Regions from separate parts of the Homo sapiens genome. Here region 2 is linked to region 1. A link is an interaction called in ENCODE POLR2A ChIA-PET data of the cell type or tissue named here. Cell type or tissue: Caco-2. All regions are shown on one strand.

Region 1 (8,000 bases):
TGAAATGTAAGTAAAATTGCCTCGGGAAATCATAATTGATTCCACTCCTTCCTACAATAGGTGTTGTAGAGCTTTTTATCAGAGGTTGAAATTGTAAAAACCAGGCTTGCTGGTGGGGAGCCCAGAACAGCCCCTTTTCCCCCTCCCCCACAGCTACACGTGGGTGGTGGAGGCCAGTGGGGAGGGTGTGACGGCAGGAAGCCAGAGGAGGAGCTGGCTGAGGGTAACCCCAAGACAGCTGTGGGGCAGGGAAGGGAGCGTGCTCTGTGTGCCTGGTGCAGCTGCAGGCAGAGGGGTGAGTAGTGGGAGAGGACCCCGTGCTTCCTCTCTGAGCGGCCTGGTGTTCAGCCTCCTGCTGCCTTCAGGAGAGCTCGCGTAGGTGCAGTTCATGGAGAATGCACAGCTGGCTGCTGGAGGGAGGATGCTGCTGAAGGCTGGGGACCGTTTTTTCTCCTGGGGGCTCCTCCGAATCCAGTCGCCCAGCAGAAATAGAGCTTTGTCAACAGTAAACCGGGTTTATTGGTCAGATAAGATAACCTTGTAATGAGACTTGTGGAACTTGAGGCAAAAATGAGGAAGAACAGAGAGGATGGAATGGGAACAAGGGAGAGACATGGTATCATCAAGCTCTGAGCAAGGTTGGCCGAGAGCACCAGGCGCAGGTTGGGGGCTGAGGAGGACAGAAACGCGTCTGACAGCAGGGCGCCTCCCACGGGGCCCCGGAAACCCTCGCTGACCCACAGTATTGCCCTTCAAAACCTGGTCATTGGTGCCCATTACAGAGAACCCTTTCATCGGGAAAAGAGACCGTTTCTCCTCATTCTCAGTTTCCTCTGCCGGGGCGGCGTCTGGTTTGTTTTGGAGGCATTTTCGTCAAGCGCAGATGGGCAGGTTCCACTCCTGCGGGGTCCGGCCACCTGTCACTGGCGCCCTGGCTTACCCAGGGGCCTCTGCACATCAAGGCTGTTCAGGGGCCCGCGTGTAACAGGCTCTAATTAGCGTAAGCAAGTGAATTAGCCTTATCTGTTCATGAAAGAAGTGAAGCAAGAAATGCATTTGGTGACACTTTGTCAGTGCTTTGTTCGAGCTGCTATACGGAAATTATTAATAGTAGAATTGCATTCTGTTACAATCGCCCTCTAATTCAGTCACCATCCATTGAACTGGACTTTTTACCCAGTTAGCAAGGTAATGAGTTTGGATGACTCTGAAAACTTTGTGACCTCCACCCCGGGCGTCACTGTGGGCTGGGGGAACCTCCTCAGGCTGTGTGTGGACCTTCCGTGGAGCGCGGGGCGGGGCGTAGCGGACATGCACCTGTACACAGCTCTGGGTTCCGCGTTTCTGGGGCACTCTCTGCCAGCCAGGGGTGCCCTGCAGAAATGAGGCTAGGATTACACGGGGAGCAGCTTGGGCCAAAGACTCGATTTCCATCTGCTCCCTGAATGTGGTGAGCCCGGTGTCCACAGGACTGTGTAGGAGGGGACAGCCAGCATCTGCCCTTTCCAGAGACCTTTCTCCTGGCACTCGTGTCTGGGCGCTAGGGATGATCTTGTTTCTGTTCCTTGGATTTTTACTTCTCTTCAGCTCCATCTGAAGCTTTTCCCCTCTCTCATTTCATTGTAATCATAACTCGCACATCAACCTCAAATTACCCTCTATCAATCACTCTCTTGCCTAGAAACTTGCTGGGCTCCTCCTCTTCTGCTGCCCTGGGTGTGTCATGCAGAGTGCCCTGCGCCTGCCACCAACTCCCACCGCCCTTGCTCTCCCACTGCCAGAAAGTTAGGCCTCCAGGCCTCTGGAGTCCGAGTTGGGCTCACGGTTCCATCTGAGTGTGTTTGCCCTGAGCTGTTTGTAAATGGGACTTACAACCACAGCCAAGCTCTTCAAATTATGGAGTTCCGTTTAAAAAAAAAAATTACTGCCTTTTAATCTTTTTATTAGAGCATAACAGACATACAGAAAGTGCTTTGTCCTGAGAGTACATCTTAGAGGGCTATGATGAAATCAGTCCATCCATGTCTCAGCTCCACGGTCGGGAACACGGTGTCACCAGGGCTCCCAAGTTCACCTGCCGGCTCCTCCACCTCCCCCAAAGCCCTGCCTTCCCGATTCTCACACGCCAGTTCTGCCCATTTAAAAATGTTGTGAAATGGAGCCATGCAGCGTGTAATCTTTCGTGTTTGGTTTCTGTTGCTGTGTTATTTCATTTCTATCTTATGGGTATATCACGTCATAATTTTTAAAATTTTCTGTGAATGGGCGTTTGAATTTCTTTATTTCTTGGCTACTGTGACTAACACTACAGAATGGGAGATTATATCATCTTTTGTTAGGTATTTGTATTTCAAATGTCTCCTCTCATTCTGTAGCAGCTTTTCACACTCTAAACAGAAATTCTTAATTTGAATGAAATCTAATTTATCAATCTTTACCTCCCTTTGTGGTTGTGATTTGTGTGTGTCCTGTTTAAGAAAGCTTCGCCACCCTCCAGGTTGTTCCAGGGTTTCACTCCTGTCTTCTTGGTGGCTTTGCTTCTTCACACTGACCGTGGCACTGCGCAGCCTTGTTGCCCTGCGCAGCCTTGTTGCACTGTGTGAAGCCTTATTTTTTTTTTCATTTTTCTTGTCAACGTGGGTATCCAGTGGACTCAGCACTCCTTACTGCAAAGCTGCTCCTTCCGCCTGTGCCACAGTGCTGGTTACACCTTCACGTGAGGTGGCTCTGTCTGTATTGGCTGTTTCTGGAATCTGTATTGTTTCGTTGGTGTGTTCATCTCTTTTTGGCAAAACCACAAGTTTCAATTCCTGAGAATGTTAGAGTCTCGTTACCTGATAGGGTGGCCCTCTCTGCTTGTCTGCATCAGGGCTGCCCTGGCTCTACCTGGCCATCCGCCTCTTCACGTAGATTTTACAGCTCAACCTGTCAGTCTCACCAGTGGACTTGCTAGAGTTTTTATTGAGAATGCATTGATTAAATGACATCTGCACAATATTGAATCTTCTAATCCATGGACGTACTATATGCTAACATGTGTTTAGGTCATACTTTTTTTTTTTTTTTTTTTTGAGATGGAGTCTTGCTCTGTCGCCCAGGCTGGAGTGCAATGGCATGATCTCGGCTCACTGCAAGCTCTGCCTCCTGGGTTCGCGCCATTCTCTTGCCTCAGCCTCCCGAGTAGCTGGGACTACAGGCGCCCACCACCACGCCCGGCTAATTTTTTGTATTTTTAGTGGAGACGGGGTTTCGCCGTGTTAGCCAGGATGGTCTCGATCTCCTGACCTCGTAATCCGCCTGCCTCGGCCTCCCAAAGTGCTGGGATTACAGGCGTGAGTCACCGCGCCCGGCCTTAGGTCATACTTATTTTCTCTCGAAATTGTTTCATAATGTTTTCTGGGTGGACATATCATGGGTTTTGTTGTTTTGAATAATAATGTTTGTGCTTTGAATAATAATGTAGAAATCTAATTGGACTTTGATTATTAACTTTGGTCCTGCAGCATTGCTAAATCTACTTATTTTAATAATTTATTTGTAGATTATATTGACTTTTCTATGTTCATAATTGAGTGATTTAATAATAGCTTTCATTGTCTTCTTGATCTTCGTACCTTTCATGCCTCTTCTTATCTGTGGCTTAGCATAGCCAGTGCTGCTTTGGACAGACATGCTGATAGCTGGTGTTTGTTTTGCATCATCAGAAGAAAAGCTTTCAACATTTCACTGTTAAAGATCGTGCTGACGACTTTAGTAAGGAAATCCTTTTCAGATTAAAGTTCTCCCTATTCCTCATTTGCCAAGAGGGTTTTGCTTTTGTTTTGTTTCATAGTTTTTATCGTGAATAGATGTTGAATTTTAATCAAATGCCTTTTCTGCAAATATTGAGATGATCATTTGATTTTCTTCTATATTTTGTTAATGCGCATTAAATTAATTGATTTTCAAATGTTAAACCAAACTTACATTCCAGGAATAAATGAGCATGGCCTATGGGTTATGCTCTGTGTGTAATGCTTTATTTGGTTTGCCAGTACGTTAATTAGGGATTTTGCATCTGCATTTATTGGGGAGAAAGGTCATTACTTTTCATTTCTCAGAATGTCGTTTTCAGGTTGTGATGTTATGGCTTTTCTGGCCTTAGAAAATATTAGCAAGTTGTCTTCTGTTGTTTTCTGTAATCGTTTTATAAGGTTGGTGATATTTCTTCTTTAACCGCTTGGTGGAGTGTACCAGTGAAAGCATCTGGGCCTAGGGGTTTCTTGTTTACAAGATTTTAAATTTGGGCTTGATTTATTTTAATAGCTTTGAAACATCAGATTTTCTTTTTTTTTCTTTATTCAGTTGTGGTAAAAGTTAGTTTTTAACTTTTAAAACTTCATTTTATCAAAACTTTAAAATTCATTTGTGTAAAGTTGTTTATTGTCATGTTTTTAATATTTTTGTGATCTCTAGTTATGTCTTTTTCAATATTGTTATTTGCTTATTCTTTGTAATCTGTCTCATCAAGAGTTTATCAATTTTATTAGTCATTTGGAGGAACCATCTTTTGGCTTTATTGATTTTTTCCCATATGTATTTTATTTCATTAATTTGTTACTTTCTTTGAGTCTAATTTGATGTTATTCTAACTTTTGAGTTGTATATGTAGATAATTGATATTTATCCTTTCTTGTGTTACAGTATATGCATTTAAGGTTGTCAATTTAGTTGCATACCGTACGTTTTGATGTGTTGTATTTTCCTTATCATTGGGCTCAAGTCATTTATCAATTTCCATTGTGATTTTTATTTTGACCAATGGGCTATTCAGAAACAAATTTCTCAAATTCCCAACATCTGGTGATTTTCAGGTATCTTCTTATTGATTTCTAGCATTATCTCCCTGTGCTCAGAGACTATCCTCTGAATGACCCCAGTCCCATAAAACTTACCAAGAAATGCTCTATGGCCCCATCGGAAGTCAGTTTTGTAAATGGCCCATACACACTTGAAAATAGTATGTATTCTGCAATTGTTGAGTGCAGTGTTTTGTAAATAGCTACATATCATTTGTTAATCTTATTCTTCACATTTCTTTAATGATGTTTTTTCTCAGCTCCTGCAAGAGTTGTGTTGAAATTTCCCATTATGATTGTGAGTTTTGTCTATTTCTTCTTTTAATTTTGTCAATTATTGCAGTATGTCTTTGGATGCTGTTTTATTAGGCACATATAAATTGTGAATTATCTTCCTGGTGAATTTTGCCTTTTGTTATTATGAGACATTCTTTATCTCTGCGGATTGTTTTGATTTTTAAATCTCCTTTCTGGGATATTAATACGGGTATGTCAGCTTCCAGTGTTTAATAGCATTGGCACCTTTTACTTTTTCACTTTTCATTTTGAGCATTGTTAAATTGTTTCATTATAAATGTAGTATACTATAAATATATAAGTATTTATATTCAGCGTAAAAATCATTTCTTAGTCGAAATATTTAATCTAATTGTAACTGATGTAATTAATGATACATTTGCATTGAAATTAACCATCTTAATAGTTGCCTTTAGTTTTTATTCGTTTTTTATGAAAACATCTTAATCGTAGAATAAATTTTTTTATGATCGTTATCTTGTTATGTGTGCTTTTATGTAATTTTAGTGGCTATGTTGGTGATTATAAGATAGACTATTATTATATACTTAACAAAGTCTAATAAAATTAATACTTCTTTTCCTTCTAGACAATCCAAGGGTCTTAAAATCCTTTCTTCTGTTTACATTTTGCTCCATTCGTAGGCTATTGCTATAAAGTACTTTATTCATACACTTACGTGTTTGAAAAGATACTGTTTTTGTATATTCATTTATATGTACACATTTCTAACCCTTTTTATTCCCCTGTGTTGCAACCTGTATCTCTGAGCATCCATCTGCAATCGTTTTTCTTCTGTCTGCAAAATACCCCTTGTTTCCTTTGATACAGATTTAATGCTGAGGAATTATCTAATTTTCTTGGGGTCCGGAACATATTTAATTCACTTTTATTTTTGAAGAACAGTTTTGCTGGGTATAAAATCATAGGTTATCAATGCCTGTCCTATCCACCAGCCTACAACCCTTTGAACCTATCATTCCACTGTCTTTTGACTCCCATTGGTTCTGCTCGGAAACAAGCTGTCAGTCTCACTGTTGCTTCTTTTAAGTTAATCTGTCTTCCTCTCCTCTTCCCTAGCTCTTTTGATTGTTCTCTTTTTGGCAGGAGAAGTGTTGTTGAAATGTTCCTCTAGATCTATAATTTTTTAATTAATAAAGTTTGTTTTCGGGAGAGTTTAAGGTTTACAGAAAAACTAAGAAGACAGCATAGAGCTCTCATATGATTCTTTCCACAGCACAGTTTTGTCTGTTACTAAAGTCTTACATTACTGTGGTATATTTGTTACAGTTCATGAACCAGTACTGACACATTATTTTTAACCAAAGCCCATAGTTTACATTAAAGTTTACTCTTTGTGTGGTGTCTTTCTATGGATTTTGATAAGTTCATAATATCATGTTTCCCTCATTACAGTGTCATACAGAATAGTTTGCTTCTATTCTCTGGAAGAGATTTTGGAGAATTGGTATCATTTCTCACTGAAGTAGTTGGTAGAATTCATCAGTGAAGCCATCTAGGTCTGGTGCTTTCCTTTTTGGGAGGTTATTAGTGATCAACTTAATTTCTTTCATAGATACAGCCTGTTTTTTTTCTGGCTGAACCCAGGGCTGGGGTCGTCGCCAAAGTGACTGTAGGAAGTGCCCACAAGGGATAGCCACAAACCCGCCTGAGATGGGGCTGGCTGGGATTCCAAAGAGAGAAGCACTAAACCCTGAGTGATCATTTGAAGCGTTTATTAGGGGAACTTGCCTACAGAGGGGGCAGCAGCTTCCTTGTGACCACAGCAAGACCTGAGTATGTCTACAGGGAGGGGTCTCATTGTGGAGTTTCTATGGGAGTTGAAGGAAATTGGCTCACCGCCAATTTCTATGTGACAGCAACATGCTGATCTTTCTGTTTCAGGCAGTAATGGAATGCTCAAGCCCACAGGGGAAGTATGCAGCTGCCTGGCTCACATGGTGGTGAAGGCCCTCTGTGTGTCTCAGTCAGGAAAGAGAAAGGGAGCTGGGGGTGGGCAGGCCACTAGAAAGACCGATTCATGTGATCTCTTCCTCCTCATGTGAGTTTTGGTGGTTCGTGTCTTTCAAGGAATTGGTCCATTTCATCTAAGTTATCAAATTTCTGGGCGTAGAGTTGCTCATAATGTTTCTTTATTACCCTTTAGATGCCTATAGGATTAGTAGTGATGGCTCCTCTTTCACTTCTGATGTTAGTAATTTGTGTCTTCCTTTTTTTTATTTTTTTTTTTTAATGTTGGTTAACCTGGCTACAGATTTATGAATTTTAAGGAACCAGCTTTTGGTTTTGTTGGTTTTTCTCTATGGAGTTCCTGTTTTCAGCTTCACTGTTTTTTATTGTAATTTTTATTATTTATTTTGTTTTATTTTATTTTTATTTATTTATTTTTTTGAGATGGAGTCTTGCTCTGTCTCCCAGGCTGAAGTGCAGTGGCGTGATCTCGGCTCACTGCAACTTCCGCCTCCCAGGTTCAAGCGATTCTCCTGCCTCGGTCTTCCAAGTAGCTGGGATTACAGGTACCTGCCACCACGCCTGGCTAATTTTTGTATTTTTAGTAGAGATGGGGTTTCACCATGTTGGCCAGGCTGGTCTTGAACTCCCAACCTCAGGTGATCCACCCACCTTGGCCTCCCAAAGTGCTGGGATAACAGGCGTGAGCCACTGTACCTGGCCAATTTTTATTATTTCTTGCTTTAGGCTTACATTGTTCTTCTTTTTTTAGTTTCCTAATGGGAAGCTTAGTTGATTGATTTTAGATCCTTCTTTTTTTCTAACATTTACATTCAATGCTATAAATTTTCCTCTAAGCATGGCTTTTGTTTCATCCTACAATTTTGATAGGTT
Region 2 (8,000 bases), 260 kb before region 1:
CCGGGAGGTGGAGGTTGCAGTGAGCCGAGATCGTGCCACTGCACTCCAGCCTGGGCGACAGAGCAAGACTCCATTAAAAAAAAAAAAAAATTATAAAATAGCCCGTATGGCACATTACAGCTTTATGCACATGGAAAGTAATATGCAAAAATGAATATAGATGTGTACAGGTTGTAGGGATGGAGTGAGTTTATTTCAAAATATCTTAATGTTACATCACATTAAATAAGGTATTAAAAATAAACCTAAAGGTTAATGAAATTGAGGCTATGAAAAGTTTCTGTTTAAAGTATACGACCTAGGCTGGGTGAGGTGGCTCTCGTCTGTAATCCCAGCACTTTGGGAGGCCGAGGCAGGCGGATCACCTGAGTTCAGGAGTTCAAGACCAGCCTGGCCATCATGGTGAAACCCCGTCTCTACCCAAAATACAAAAATTAGTCAGGTGTGGTGGTGTGTGCCTGTAATCCCAGCTGCTCTGAAGGCTGAGGCAGGAGAATCGCTTGAACCTGGGACTTGGAGGTTGCAGTGAGCCGAGATAGCGCCACAGCATTCCAGCTTGGGAGACAGAGCAAGACTCCCTCTCAAAAAAGAAAAAAAAAAAAAAAGTTACTGTTTAAAGTATACAACCTAGGCTGGGTGCTATGGCTCACGCCTGTAATCCCAGCACTTTGATAGGTTGAGGTGGGAGGATTGCTTGAGTCCAGGAGTTCGAGACCAGCCTGGGCAACATAGTGAGACCCCCCCGCATATCTACAAAAAATACAAAAATTAGCTGGGCATGGTGGTGCACACGTGTACTACATTTATAGTTCCAGCTACTTGGGAGGCTGAGGTGGGAGGATTGCTTGAGCCCAGGAGGTCCTGGCAACAGTGAGCTGTGATCGTGCCACTGCATTCCAGCCTAGGCAACAGAGAAAGATCCTGTCTCAAATAAAAAAAATAGAAAAAGAAAGTATGAGACCTGTATGGCAGTTAGCGCAGTAGTTAGGGGAGCTGTCTTGGGCATGAGAGGATCATGGGTGAAGTGTGTTACCTGTAACAGAAGCATCTCTATTTCTCCATGTTCGAGGGGCGTTCCTGCTGTTCCCTGGCCACAGAGCTGCCAAACTCTCATGTCTAATGCCATGGCTATAATATGGATCAGGAAACTTCTGCTTCCATTTCCTGAGAACAGTTTGTTAATTTCAGAATAACATAGTAGCTTAGAGAAAGTTTTTTTGTTTTGAGACTGAGTCTCGCTCTGTTGCCCAGGCTGGAATGCAGTGGCGCGAACTTGGCTCACCGCAACCTCTGCCTCCCGGGTTCAAGCAATTCTCCTGCCTCAGCCTCCCAAGTAGCTGGGACTACAGGCGCCCGCCACCATGCCTAACTAATTTTTTGCATTTTTTTTTTTTTTTTTTTGAGACGGAGTCTTGCTCTGTCACCCAGGCTGGAGTGCAGTGGCGCCATCTCGGCTCACTGCAACTTCTGCCTCCCGGGTTCACGCCATTCTCCTGCCTCAGACTCCCGAGTAGCTGGGACTACAGGTGTCCGCCACCACACCCGGCTAATTTTTTGTATTTTTAGAAGAGATGAGGTTTCATCGTGTTAGCCAGGATGGTCTCGATCTCCTGACCTTGTGATCCGCCCACCTCAGCCTCCAAAAGTGCTGGGATTTACAGGCGTGAGGCACTCCGCCCAGCCAAGAAGTTTTAATTAATTTACTTATTTATTTATTAGCCGACTCAGAATGTGTAAGTAGAGAAGGTTTTAATCCAGGGTAGAAAGTGTTTATGAGCGGAAGAAGGAATATTCACATTGAAAATTGAAGACATCTGCGGACTGTCTTTCATTTGATTTCAGTGGAAAAGGTGTAGTCTGACTTGTCGTTTTTCATTCTCCCCATCCAGATGAAGAAATAAAAGCAATAGGCCAGGCACAGTGGCTCACGCCTGTAATCCCAGCACTTTGGGAGGCTGAGGTGGGCGGATCACAAGGTCAGGAGATCGAGACCAGCCTGGCCAACGTGGTGAAAACCTGTCTCTACTAAAAACACAAAAAATTAGCTGGGCATGGTGGTGTGCACCTGTAGTCCCTGCTACTCAGTAGGAGGCTGAGGCAGGAGAATCGCTTAAACCCGGGAGGCGGAGATTGCAGTGAACTGAGATTGCACCATTGCACTCCAGCCTGGGCAACAGAGTGAGACTCTGTCTCAAAAAAAAAAAAAAAAAAAAAAAGGAAATAAAAGCAGTGTTTATGAACACCTGATTTCCATTCTACTTCGGGGGCGGGGTCAGGACAAGGGATCGAATTCCTTCTCTCTGTTGCCCTATGACAAGGGCTTTCAAACTGTGGCCCCTGACCAGAAGCAGCATCTGGGAACTTGTTAGAAATGCAGATTCCAGGCTGGGTGTGGTGGCTCACGCCTGTCATCCCAGCACTATAGGAGGCTGAGGCGGGTGGATCACCTGAGGTCAGGAGTTCGAGACTAGCCTGGACAACATGGTGAAACCCCATCTCTACTAAAAATACAAAAATTAGCCGGGCGTGGTGGCGGGTGCCTGTAATCCCAGCAATTTGGGAAGCAGAGGCGGGTAGATCACTTGAGGTCAGGAGTTCAGGACAAGCCTGGTCAACATGGTGAAACCCCATGTCTCCTAAAAATGCAAAATTAGCCAGGTATGGTGGCACATGCCTGTAATCCCAGCTACTCGGGAGGTTGAGGCATGAGAATCGCTGGAACCCTGGACACTGAGGTTGCAGTGAGCCAAGATTGTGCCACTGCACTCTAGCTTGGGTGACAGAGTAAGACTCCGGCACCCCCTCCAAAAAAAGCAGATTCCCAGTCCCCACCCCAGCCCTCCTGTTGGAGAGACGCTGGGAGTGGGCCCAGCCCTCTGTGTTTGAAGGAGCCCACCAGGTGATTCTGATACGCACCCACTTTGGGGAATTTAGCCCTGGGACGCTGTGCCATCCTTGCTGGTCCTGATCTCCCCTCCGTTCTAGGGAACTGGCAGCTGGGGACAGCAGCCGTGTGTCGTGGAAGAGCAGGGAACTTGGAGTCCATGGGAATGCGCATTCAGGTCCTCCCTGCCACTAAACGGGACAGTAGGAACCACACTCGTGGTCTCCTTGGGAAGGCCCCTGCCCTGTCCTGGCTCTGAAAGCACCGGCCCTGAAGGCCTCTCCATCGGCACGGGGAACCCCAGGGAGTGCCTGGGCGGCGCGGACCTGGAGCTGGGGGTGTGTGTGAGTGCTCAGTGTAGCCCCACGCTGGGTCAGCAGGAAGTAGTGTGCGGGCCAGTCCGGGGCGGGCTTGGCCTCCAGGCAACAGCTGCAGCTGTGCTGCTTGGGACCCTCCAGTGTCTGTCCCGTGCCACCTGCGCCGAGGCTGGCAGGGCCTGTGACTTCTGCTGAGGTCAGCATTTGCGAAGGTGTGCTTCAATGAAGGGGGAGCGTCTTTGCATGGGGTTTGTCGGTAAATCCTGTTTGTTTGTTTCTTTTTTTTTTTTTGAGACGGAGTCTGGTTTTGTCGCCCAGGCTGGAGTGCAGTGGCGCGATCTCTGCTCACTGCAAGCTCCGCCTCCCGGGTTCACACCATTCTCCTGCCTCAGCCTCCCGAGTAGCTGGGACTACAGGCTTCCGCCACCACGCCCGGCTAATTTTTTGTATTTTTAGTAGAGACGGGGTTTCACCATGTTAGCCAGGATGGTCTCGATCTCCTGACCTCGTGATCCACCCGCCTCGGCCTGCCAAAGTGCTGGGATTACAGGCGTGAGCCACCATGCCTGGCCATGCCCAGCTAATTTTTGTGTGTTTAGTAGAGATGGAATTTCGCCACGTTGGCCAGGCAGGCCTCAAACTCCTGACCTTAGGTGATCCACCTGCCTCGGCCTCCCAAAGTGCTGGGAATTCAGGCGTGAGCCACTGCGCCCGGCCAATCCTTTTTTGTTTCTAAAGCTGCGGTCTCTGGGGTGGGAGGCCCGAGATGTCAGCTGTGAAAAGAATGTAGTGCTCACCTGCTCTGTGTTGTTACTGTCTGAAGTTCCTGGTGAAAGACACTGGGCGGGAGATGGGTGTGTGTGTTTGAAGTTTCGTTACCTTCTGATTTGTGGATAACTCGCTTGGAGATTCACAGACTTGTGAGGCTGAAAGGATCTTGAATGTTGCTTGTGGGTTGTTTCCCCTTTTTTTGTTGCAAAGAGGGGTCACAGTGGGCCGGCGGCTGACTTGGGCCTGACTTTGCCCCTCACCGCATGCCTGGTTTCTGTGACAGCTGCCCAGCCCCCTCTCACAGTTTATCTTTGCAAGTGCAGCATCCAAGTGTGACTCCCACACATTGTGTGGAAGGCACCAATTTGTGAGCCAGTCTGGGAGCTGACCGCCACCGAAAACTTGCTGAGAGGGGAATGCATTCTGAGTTTTAGTGGGTAGATCTGCAGAATCTTTTCGGATTGGAGCGTGGTAAATCTGGAAGGAAGTCAGGGACACTTATTGAATGTTTTCTATTTGCTAGTTATTTTCAGCTCTCCCACCTCACTGAATTCTGAGGCCCTTGGCCTGGGATCTGAGGGGCTGCTTCCCTCCCAGGGTCTCACAGATAGTGAGCGGCATTTCAGGGGCAAGACACTTCCAAGTCCAGGTTCCGGGTTGGGTCTGAAGCCCACAGTGAAGCAGTTTGGTGCCAGAAGGGTTGGAGTGGGGAGGGGCTGTCGTTCGAGGGGCCTGTGGGGGGTTGCTGTAGTATCAGGGCATAGATGGCGATGGCCAGGCCCAGGGGTGAGGGCATCCTTACACCCACCGCACGGATTTGAACAGTAAGCTCAGAGGCGGCTGCGTGCTAGGCCACAAAGCTAGGAAATGATGGAGGCTGGATTTCAGCCAGGATCTCTCTGAGCCAGATCCCATCCTGCGTCCACAGCCTTTCCAGCTGGGGGCCAAGCTGGCCTCCCTCATCTCATCTGTTTTCTCTCTGTGGGACTGGGTTAGTTTAGGGTGTATTGTCCAGGCTCTGTGTCTTATGGGCTGTGTGCACTGCTTCAAGGGGTGTCAGTTTGATAGAGTATTGAAGTTCCATTAGTGAGCATAACGTTTATTCCTGCAGAAAGCCGGGCTCCTCCTCCTGGTGTTTCTGCCCGTTCTGCAGTGTGTGGTCCGTCACCTGGCAGTGTACCCATTTGAAATGATGTTTTTTTTTTTTTCCTTTTTGTTTTTATAGACAGGGTCTTACTCTGTCACCCAGGCTGGAGTGCAGTGGCCCAATCTTGGCATACCGCAGCCGTGAACTCTTGGGCTCAAGCAATCCTCCTGCCTCAGCCTCCTGAGTAGCTGGGACTACAGGTTGCGCCAACATGCCCGTAATTTTATTTTTTGTAGAGATGGCATCTTATTATGTTGCCCAGGCTGGTCTTTAACTCCTGGGCTCAAGTGATCCTCTTGCCTCAGCCTCCCAAAGTGCTGGGATTGTAGGTGCTAGCCATAGTACCTGGTCTTTTTCTTTCTTTTTCTTAATTAAAATTTATTTTGCAAATATGGGCATCTGGCCGGGCGCGGTGTCTCATGCCTGTAATCCCAGCACTTTGGGAGGCTGAGGTGGGTGGATCATTTGAGGTCAGGAGTTTGAGACCAGTCTGGCCAACATGGTAAAACCCTGTTTCTACTAAAAATACAAAAATTAGCTGGGCATATTGGTGCACGCCTGTCATCCCACTTACTCTGGAGGCTGAGGCAGCAGAATTGCTTGAACCCGGGAGGTGGAGGTTGCAGTGAGCCAAGATTGTGCCATTGCACTCCAGCCTGGGCAACAGAGCGAGACTCTGTCTCTCAAAAAAAAAAAAAAAAGGGCATTCTAGTTTAGTAAATTGATATTTGAAAGCATAGCTTTCTAATGATTGGAACTTGTACATAGAAGTTATTGAGATGTTTGAGACAATCGAGAGTTAAAGAAGTGTCTTTGATTTAAAATGTGTTTTTTGAGCTCTTTCAGATTCTCATGCAATCAAAGTTCAAATTCTTCACCAACATGTGACCACTTGGTAATCATTACTGAGTTTACATTCTTTCTTGGAAGATTATCTTATCTTAATAATCAGGAAAATCATAAAAATTAATACATGCTTAATAGAGAACACTTATTTTAAACTTTTTTTTTTTTTTGAGACAGAGTCTCTGTTGCCCAGGCTGGAGTGCAGTGGCGTGATCTGGGCTCACCACAACCTCCGCTTCCTGAGTTTAAGTGATAATTTTCCTGCCTCAACCTCCTGAGTAGCTGGGATTACAGGTGTGCGCTAACATGTAAAAAACAAAAAAAATGAGAAACACTTTTTTTTCTATTTAGAACTCACTTTGTATTAAAAACCAAACTGACTTTTTAAACATTATTCCTTGTTTTGGTTTTTTCTTTGCAAGCTGGGCGTAGGATCTCTGATTTGCTTTTGCTGCTTTGTGCAGGGTGCACGGTGACTTCTTGTCTGTAAGGCAGCTGGAGTTTTCTGGCTTAATTCTTCCGTGCATGTGGTTGGGAGTCCTAGCTATAAGCAGGCCTGGAGTTTTTTCTCTTTCTTTCCTCCCTTCTTCTCTCCCCTCCCTCCTGTCTGTCCAGATGACTTTTTGGCATATGAAAGTAATGTGTTCACTGTGAACACACTGGGGCATTTAGAAGATCGTATGGCTAGTTTATTTGGTTTGAGCCTGTTCTCTTGGCTCTAGAGAAAAGGAAGATTCTTTTTCACACAAAACTTGTACATATTTCACTTTGTTTTCCTTCCCCAAGGTTAAGACTGATTTGATGTAGTCACAGAAATGTGGGTGTACTTGCTGATTCGTGAGCAGGTGGAAGCCTTCCAGGGAAGAGTTTTTTTTTTTTTTTTTTCTTTTTTTTTGAGACAGGGTCTCACTCTGTTGCCTAGGCTAGAATGCAGTGGTGCAATCATGGCTCACTGCAGCCTCCGCCTTCCCGGACTCAGGTGATCCTCTCACCTCCCGAGTAGCTGGGACTGCAAAATTAGCCAGTGAGCCACCACGCATGGCTAATTTTGTATTTTTTGTAGCGATGGGGTTTTGCCATCTTGCCCAGGGTGGTCTTGAACTCCTGAGCTCAAGCGATCCTCTTGCCTCGGTCTCCCCAAGTCCCAGGATTACAGGCGTGAGCCATGGTGCCTGACCACCATGATTTTTTTGAACAAAAGGACGTGCCCGCAGCGTCGACTCTGTAGCATGAGTGAGTGGGTCCAGCGTTGACTCCGTAGCATGAGTGGGTGTAGTGTGAGTGAGTCCAGCGTCGACTCCGTAGTGTGAGTGAGTCCAGCGTCGACTCCGTAGTGTGAGTGAGTCCGGCTTCGACTCCGTAGTGTGAGTGAGTCCGGCTTCGACTCCGTAGTGTGAGTGAGTCCGGCGTCGACTCCGTAGTGTGAGTGAGTCCGGCGTCGACTCCGTAGTGTGAGTGAGTCCGGCGTCGACTCCGTAGTGTGAGTGAGTCCGGCTTCGACTCCGTAGTGTGAGTGAGTCCGGCGTCGACTCCGTAGTGTGAGTGAGTCCGGCTTCGACTCCGTAGTGTGAGTGAGTCCGGCGTCGACTCCGTAGTGTGAGTGAGTCCGGCTTCGACTCCGTAGTGTGAGTGAGTCCGGCGTCGACTCCGTAGTGTGAGTCCGGCGTCGACTCCGTAGTGTGAGTGAGTCCGGCGTCGACTCCGTAGTGTGAGTGAGTCCGGCGTCGACTCCGTAGTGTGAGTGAGTCCGGCTTCGACTCCGTAGTGTGAGTGAGTCCGGCGTCGACTCCGTAGTGTGAGTGAGTCCGGCGTCGACTCCGTAGTGTGAGTCCGGCGTCGACTCCGTAGTGTGAGTGAGTCCGGCGTCGACTCCGTAGTGTGAGTGAGTCCGGCTTCGACTCCGTAGTGTGAGTGAGTCCGGCTTCGACTCCGTAGTGTGAGTGAGTCCGGCGTCGACTCCGTAGTGTGAGTGAGTCCGGCGTCGACTCCGTAGTGTGAGTCCGGCTTCGACTCCGTAGTGTGAGTGAGTCCGGCG

The links. ChIA-PET counts read pairs that join two places held together with the same protein. Peaks named below come from ENCODE experiments on the same cell type or tissue, not always from the same donor. Only the 100,000 strongest peaks of a DNase experiment are listed, where the experiment ranks them.
Region 2: POLR2A ChIA-PET joins it to region 1 with 10 read pairs; 2 of 35 experiments call an interaction of 5 or more read pairs at or near these places.

Annotation. Positions count from the first base shown.
Region 1 is chr7:2,023,496-2,031,495 of GRCh38, reverse strand. All of the region lies in intron 12 of MAD1L1 (mitotic arrest deficient 1 like 1), which reads left to right. Among named protein-coding and RNA genes, the nearest start is that of SNORA114, 62 kb to the left of the region's middle. RefSeq lists an enhancer at 1-84. In Caco-2, no CTCF peak of the experiment used is centred here; a DNase peak (open chromatin) is centred at 3,655.
Region 2 is chr7:2,278,613-2,286,612 of GRCh38, reverse strand. All of the region lies in intron 1 of SNX8 (sorting nexin 8), which reads left to right. Among named protein-coding and RNA genes, the nearest start is that of MIR6836, 25 kb to the right of the region's middle. In Caco-2, no CTCF peak of the experiment used is centred here; a DNase peak (open chromatin) is centred at 3,947.